2 separate regions of the Homo sapiens genome follow, and region 1 is linked to region 2. The links are chromatin contacts, found by Hi-C in ENCODE. All regions are on one chromosome and are shown on one strand. Each heading gives the region's core, a stretch centred on a gene start or an enhancer-like site at or near the end of the contact. The rest is flanking DNA. Distances are from core to core; before and after follow the strand shown. Region 1 overlaps DIRC1 (disrupted in renal carcinoma 1). Region 2 has its middle 78 kb from the start of COL3A1.

Region 1 (3,889 bases), core at 691-3,190, 110 kb before region 2:
ATCCTAGAGGTTACTGGAGGTAGTAATGTTGTATATGCTTCTTAGGACCCATAATGAAAATATGTGCCTAAGAGTTTATGTATTTTACATTAATTGATCAAAGTGTCATAATCCAAATATATCTTTCTAAGTTTTCATAATATTTTTAAGATTTCAAGTAATTCAAATGTTAAGATTTCTCTTTGAATTTCTTAACTTAATAAACTTATTCAATAGCCTATTAAACAGAAGACACTCTAGGGTTCCAAGAGGATAAATATATAGCCAGCTTCTAGAAACTTATAGCCTATTCAAATCAACTACATAAAATCATACTAACATAATTACTCGCTTAAACTAGATATATAAAGATAATATAGTATTTGATTCTTTGTTCATAACAAATAGAGCTCTATAAAGTTTGATTGCCAGCTATTCTTTTTTTCTTAAAGATCAAAGATTCACATTTCTAATATTTCTCAGTTATTCAATATCCATGAACGGTTAAAAGACATGAAAATGAATTTTTTTATTTTTTGAATTTTTTATTTACAATTTTAAGTTCAGGAGTGCATGTGCAGGATGTGCAGGTTTGTTACATAGAGGGGCCTGTTGGAGGGTTGGGGGTGGGAGGAGGGAAAGAGTCAGGAAGAATAGCTAATGGATGCTGGGCTTAATACTTGGGAAATAAGTCTAAAATATGTGTAGTCCTTTAATGATACTCTTGAGGACAGTACCGAGCCATCACTTTTAGATGACTAAACACATGTCTGAAGTTCAGAGACTGACATAAACCAGCCCTTAATTTTTTCCCCAGCAACATAATCATCCATACCATGATCACATCAGATGGGCAACAGAGACCACCTTATCTCTTTGGTCACCTTCTTTCTTCTTCCATCTTCTCGGTCTTCTCAGATTACAATTATTTGCTTTTTAAACTACTCGAAGTATATTACCTTAGAAACACAATTTGTAAATATTTAGGGGTTCTAATTTTAATTTCCAAGCATCCTTCAATGATTGGATAATATATTTTCCTATGTAACCCAAATGTTCCAAATCCTCTTGCTTTCATCTAATGTAATTGTATCAAGTCCAGAAGCCTTGGCCGTAATTCCAGGGATTACGGAGATACATATTTTTTCTCTTGTTCACTCCTCTCTCTTCTGAACTTCTGGCTTTTCTTTAATCACCACTGCCTCATTGCTCATTTGCTCATGCCGGGTGTTGTCCTCTCTCTTTACCACTTGGTCCCAAGTTGGAACGTAAACCGTCCCTAAGGCTCTATTAACACACAGCTATCGTGTGTGTCTGATGGCACTGAAGCCTTTGGAGATGATGGAGGAGAATCACAACATAGGACATGAAATAATCTAAAGCTGGGTATAGGTATCATGTTTCTTAAGTTTTCTGGTCATGCCCATAAAAGAGAGCTCTTTTGTGCCTGTCCTTCTCCTTAGGTATAAGCTTCCTCTGGTGGCTCTGGGGCCTGGTCACTCAGAACTGAACAACGCCCACTACTCGCCATCCCTACTCCCCACCCCACTAAACAGTAATTTGTGGAATAAATCAAACAAAACCAAAACATTCTCTCTCCAAGGTTAATACCTTTTACTTCACTATCCAGGGAATTAGTGTATTTTCTTAACTTTTCCCTGTAGATGCTTCACTTTCTGTAACTGAAAAGCCTACTAACTCCCCTAAATACAAGAACAACATTCACCAGAAGTAAATTTTGTCACGACATAAGATGGAAAGAATATACAGACAATGCTTTGTGATTTTTTAATTTACATTTTTCCCTCCTCTTTTGACATGAATTTGCATTTCTGTGTTTGCATAATCTCTATTTCTCTACTCAGAATTTCTAAGAAATGATAATCTTCTCTGGGAAAGAATGGTAGCCAGGAAATCATCTGAAATAAAAGTGAGTCACTTGGAAGTGAAGGACTGGCCCGACTGGGAGGAGTTAATTACACATGACACAAGGGAAACGCAAACCCAAACTTCATATTGGTCTGAGTGAGAGGAGTTAGTTAATTATAGTTGAAACAGGGGAAACTCAAACCCAAACTTTATACTGAGAGCTTTGAGCGCCCTTGTCATTAATAACTAGGCTAACAAATATATGAACATATCTACAGGCTCCTAGCTTTTTGTCTTTGAGCCCAGAGTTGAAAATAAATCCTTGGCAGTGATCCATTTGCTTCCATCTCTGTGTACCAACTTCATTTGTCAGAGTTCCCAAGCCAAAGTGATCTCCAAATCAAAAGGCAATACCCCAGGTCAAAAAGCTGCAATCACAAAAAGCTACTTTTAGCTCCAGAATTTTCTCCTCTTTCCCCGTTTCCCCAGATCCCTCCAGTTTTTCTTTTTGTCTCTGTCCATTTCTCTTTTTTTTTTTCCCATTTCTCCACTCTCTGTTTCCTAACACATGGTTTTAAATTGAGATTAAAGAGAACAAAAAGGAAGGCTGCAATGTTCATTGTCCTTTTCTTCCGTAGGATAGACATTTATACCACACTTTACAACATTTTCCCAGCTCCAGTAGGTTTTCTTTTTTCATGACAACTTTGTAAAACTGCATTCCTAAGGAAGTTCATCACTGTTTTTTATTGCATGCTCTTGAAATTTTCCAGAACCCTTACCAGAAGAGGCTTCAGTAAATGGAGTTAGCATTTGAGCTCTACAGAGTCAGAGTCAAAAATAACAGTAGTCACGTGGTCAACAATATTTATACGATACTTAATCGTCTGAGCTCACAAGATAAAGAGCAGGCATTTCACTGTTCATAACATGTTCAGAAAAAGTGGGTTTGTAACAAGGTTTTTAATACCTGTCACTTGCAGGAATGCTAGGTTCTTCTCAAAGGAGAATTCTACATTGATTTAAACTCATTGACATACAAAGTATGCATCATGGATATATGTGATTTTACATAACTACATAGACGTCATAACGGACCTATGTCCCCTTTCTTCACACAGAAGTAGCTCTGCCTCTAGGCAGCATTGCTCACATTATGAGAAGCAAAATTACTATCTTTTTTTCAAAAATGTTCATAAAGTAATTAAAGTAAGTAGAAAAATTCAACTTATAGTTTGGAGACTCTTGCAGAGATAGGTAAATTTTTTGAACTTTTAGAATAGGATTTATGTCTGTGTTGCTTTTCTGAGATCTGAAATGAATGTGTGTGTGTGTGTGTGTGTGTGTGTTTCCAAAGAGCTAACGTGGCATATCTTCATCCTCAGATTCACTTTTGCCCTTGGACTCTTTCTCACCCTTCTCCTCCTTAGGGAGACAGGGGAAACAAAAGTACTGTTTCAGCCAACTGACTTTATTAAAGCTTTCTCATCTACGAGGCATGAGAATATGTTTGTGAATCTGTTTCTCTTTTGTTTGGCAGTGAGAAGTGCAATTGCTCTTTAATTAGAACCTTCTGTGTACCATAAATATGGTTTAACCCAGGTGTTTAATCTACCTCCAATGCAAGTGCAAATTGGTGACATGAGTCAAATGACAATTTTATTTAATTATCAGACAAGTTAGGAATAGCTAAACGCCAGCCACCATCAATTCACTGAGTTAAGGATCTTTGCTAATAATTACAGCAAAAGAGAGGGGAGTAATAAAGGGAGTGTACTGGAAATCACAGTAGACAAGATCATGAGACTAAATGCTAGACTTGATGATTCTGACAATATTTATCTGTATGGGAATGGCCAAATCTTTTAAGATTATTGGAACTTGGTATTCTTATCTGTAAAAATTAGGACTATTATTTCTAAAATATTTCACCATATAACTTATAAGATTATACCCAGCTCTCAGATCCTGTAATTCTAATCAACACATAGAAAGACATGAAAAAACAGAAAGAAGTAGACGAATATTTATTAGGTCGGCT
Region 2 (3,824 bases), core at 1,116-3,615:
TAAGATGTCAACAAATTAATATAGTTGCTTTGCAACCTTGTAAATTCAAAATACCAAATTCAATTAGACTCCTTTACCACTGTATAATCAGCTTGTTAGCCATTATTATCATAATAGATTCTTGACCAATTTTAAGTCATTAATATTACAATTTAAAACAGAATGTGGTACAGAATAAAATTTCTGAGATATTTCACAATTTATTAAAGTAGTTGTTACATGTGTAGACTAATGCTGACATGACTGATTTTCTTCTACACTAAATTATTTCAGAATTAGGTTGTCCAAGAAAGCAAAACCTCACATGTGTATAAAGAAAAAGACTAGTGGTGCTAGTATCTAAAACAGACTTGAAACCATTATTTAATTCATCTGTGCATGAAATTTTCAAGTAATGTTTTATTAGGAAAACTATTATTTTTCAATGTCTTCAAGTTAAGAAAAAGAAAATATGGGTTCTTTACAAAGTAACAAGTCATTTAACTCGTAAAAATAAAGAAGGAAGGAAAATTTTTTACAAGTAAATGTTCTCTATACTTTCTCCACAAAATAATACATGGGCTATACAGTTTGTTGCTATAAGAAAAATATTTGAGAACTAGTCAGTATTTACTAAAATATGTTGTATATAACATATTGTATAGAGTGATTTGAGTTTTCTTTACTTAAAAAAGCCTAACTAAACAATTTTTACCTCCTTTATAAGACATAAGGAATTTTAGAAAAAGAAGAAATAAATAAACAAGGAAGAGAAAGGAAAGAAAGAAGAAAAGGAGAAAAGAAATTCAAATATATACTTTTTCAATAGAGATGTTATCTTTTCATCTACCTACTCAATGTGTTTCCATCTTTAAATGATCTTTTTTCTGAGAACTATTTGTAGGATATAAGATCTTATAGAAAATAATCCAATTTTCTTAATACAGTAATTTTTAAATGCTATTGGACTAATGAATTAACTAAATAGTTGTCATTTCATAAGCATGGAAGCCCCTCAACTACAATAGTGGTATCATCTATAAAGCGATGTCTTTTACTTCTCATGGATGCAGAATCAAATTGATAAGACATTAATTCAACTAATAAATAGTATAGTTTTTTTTGTATGTGGGTTACAGTCGGATATTGCCAGTCTTGCTGTGATCCTATTTTGATATACTCTTGGGGTTTCTTTTTCCCCTAATGTGAGCATCTGATTTGTAGCACATCAGTAAAATTAACATATGCAGTTAAATTATACAGTAAGTACTAAGTCCATATTCCTCCTGCCTCAGGCCAGTGATCAATCAGATACTCTTCTTCAAGAACTTCAACCAAGAGCCCTGGAGAGAACAGGCTCAGAGTCACATTAACGATGGCACACCAGAGGGACAGTCCTTCAAACACCACTGCTCACTCACCTGGCTGAAATTATCACTGCTAGTGCAACCAGACATCCCTGGCATTCTTCTTGGTTATTCTATTTTTGTTCAAACTTTGTAAAACACCTAAGTACCGTTCCATAAACAATATATATTACTAAAAACCAGTTTTCTTGGTTTGAAAGAGAAGAATTACACAAGTATGAAGGAAACTGGAAACTATATACTTTAAAACCTAGGTTAGACTCTTAGAAACTTTCATATATGGATCTTCATGTTTTCTATTATAATATGGGCCTAGATATGTCTGTAGAAGAAAACCTATTGTCATTCATTGCATAAATTTTGTGTAAAGAGTATATTTTTTCTGTAAGAATTTTTTAATTTTTAGTCTATATAAATATAGCCAAAAATCTCATTAATTCTAAGACAAGAAAGTACTCATTGTCAACTAGAACCACAACATTCACAGCATCTTTTATTCTGTTTGTTATTTTGGAGAGTCAAATACCTAACATGACTTAAAAAGTTTTTTATTTTTGTTTAAAGCACATGTATCCTTCTCTTTCAACCAATATGCTTATCAAGAATCCAAATCAAGAGCTAAATCAAGCTGAATCAAGAAGCTAAATATTTGTGTTTGGTTTTGACTAATAATTAAAATAAATATAAATTTTAAAGTTAATGATATAGTGGAATTCTTACTAACTCCAGAAAATAAAACAAAAGTTATTGATACAGTGGAATTCTTACTAACTCCAGAAAATAAAACAAAACATGAAAACACACAGAAAAACAAAAAACTTGGATTGTTACATGACAGAATCATTCTCTGTGAGATCAATAGTTCCCACAGCTTCTACCAGGCAGGGTAAATGGTTTTAAAGGAGGATCGTGCTTAAATAAATATATTCTCAGCCACCCAATGGTTTGCTGATTTCTGAAGGGCCAGAAACACAGGCGAATGTTTGGCATCTCTGGTTTCTGACCTGGATTGAACTGGACATGCTGAAATAATGTGAGAAAAGACTGTTTTCTGGCTAGAACTGGAAGTATATCTGCCAGCATTCCTGTGAACATGCTTTTCTTCTGTCCAGCTTTGACTGTTTAAGAAGTCAAGTTATGTTAGACCTAGATTGTATTCCGAACTAGAGCTAGACTATAAAACTTTTTTGAGAATGATAGAAATGTTTAACCCAAATTTGTGAGGGCAGAGCATTTGGGAGTGATGAAATTTCCAAAAGTCAAAAACTTCTGATGAGTGAGAGAAATGAATTGTTAAAACATGTGTCAGTGGAAATGTCATCTTATCCAGGGAAGATGGCTTGAAAATACCTTTGCACCTAGTGTATAACCAAAGATCACTCCAGACAAAAAGCCCCCAGCAGAAGATTTTGAGATGTTAGGGATCGTCTATCACACCATGTTCAGTGGGAAGAAGAGGACACATTAATAGTTAAATCTCCATTTAAGCCAAAGCATGCTAAATTCGTATTACACTAATAGGTTATTTGAGATGGCCTAATTTTGTAATTTATAAATAACTTTAAACTTTATTATTCTTCAAATTGATCTCCGCCCACCAAACATTCCTTTTCATTTTTAGAGTTATGAATTTTCTAGTGGAGAACAAAGAGTGACTAATGACTAATCCGAGTTTGTATGCTGTTGTTAACATACTGAAAGTTTTTTTCTCCTACTTATTATTTTATCTTGTTCAAACATAACTTGATTCTCTTTTGGAATCATGAAATAGAGTTGGAAGGCTTCTTTAAGGGTCAAACATCCCAGAATATCCTTTGAGGAAAGGAGTGGCACATCATTCCCATGTTACACAAACAGTAGACTTTGCCTAGGCCTATGTCCTCAAGATCATCACAATTTGGGTCCATTTTTGCCTTTTCAGTCACCGGTAAAGAAGGAGAACAGCTAGCTTCTCTCCTTTGTATATTCATCTTTTATATACTTAGAGATCAGGCCCATCTCTCAGTGTTTAACGAAGACTAAACATGAAAAGGTTCTTTGGAACTTACTCATCACTTTTATTCCCAGTTAATTAATTATCATGTCGATGACCCCTGAAACTTTTCCAAATTTTTTTCCTCTTCAGTTGTAGGATTATAAGCGGGCACAAAAGTCTTGAAAGAACTCAGCCGTTACTGAAGAACATATGTTGAAAGTATTTTGTTACATTTCTTAAAGTTTATTGCACATTACCCTTTTTCTAAAATGAGGATAACACAGTTGACTCATATGCTCAAATTGGGTTTGTTATTTCACCCATTACCAGCCATGTTCTGTGAGTAGGCTGATAGTATATATTTTCCTCCCCATGTCCTCTATTTTCAGTCCTAGCCCCAGTTAAGAAGTTAAATATTTATGTTGGATTTTGACTAATAATCAATCTGATGTCCACAACCACCTCCTGTCTACATGTCTGTCTACATATGAAAGGTATTAAAA

What was found. A loop is a pair of places that touch in the nucleus more often than their neighbours do. Pooled maps may share reads with other maps.
Region 1: a pooled map shows a loop between it and region 2 (3-fold over the local background). The contact joins two enhancer-like sites. A Hi-C loop is called at or near these places in 1 of 168 maps with a recorded cell type or tissue (right cardiac atrium) and 6 of 50 pooled maps.

What each region holds. Positions count from the first base shown.
Region 1 is chr2:188,784,539-188,788,427 of GRCh38, forward strand. The region is part of intron 1 of DIRC1 (disrupted in renal carcinoma 1); the gene reads right to left. Among named protein-coding and RNA genes, the nearest start is that of DIRC1, 3.6 kb to the right of the region's middle. Within about 2 kb of position 1,941, at least 7 of the 41 ENCODE cell types and tissues checked have a DNase peak (open chromatin) inside an H3K27ac peak, as active enhancers do.
Region 2 is chr2:188,894,931-188,898,754 of GRCh38, forward strand. No RefSeq gene overlaps it. Among named protein-coding and RNA genes, the nearest start is that of COL3A1, 78 kb to the right of the region's middle. Within about 2 kb of position 2,366, at least 4 of the 41 ENCODE cell types and tissues checked have a DNase peak (open chromatin) inside an H3K27ac peak, as active enhancers do.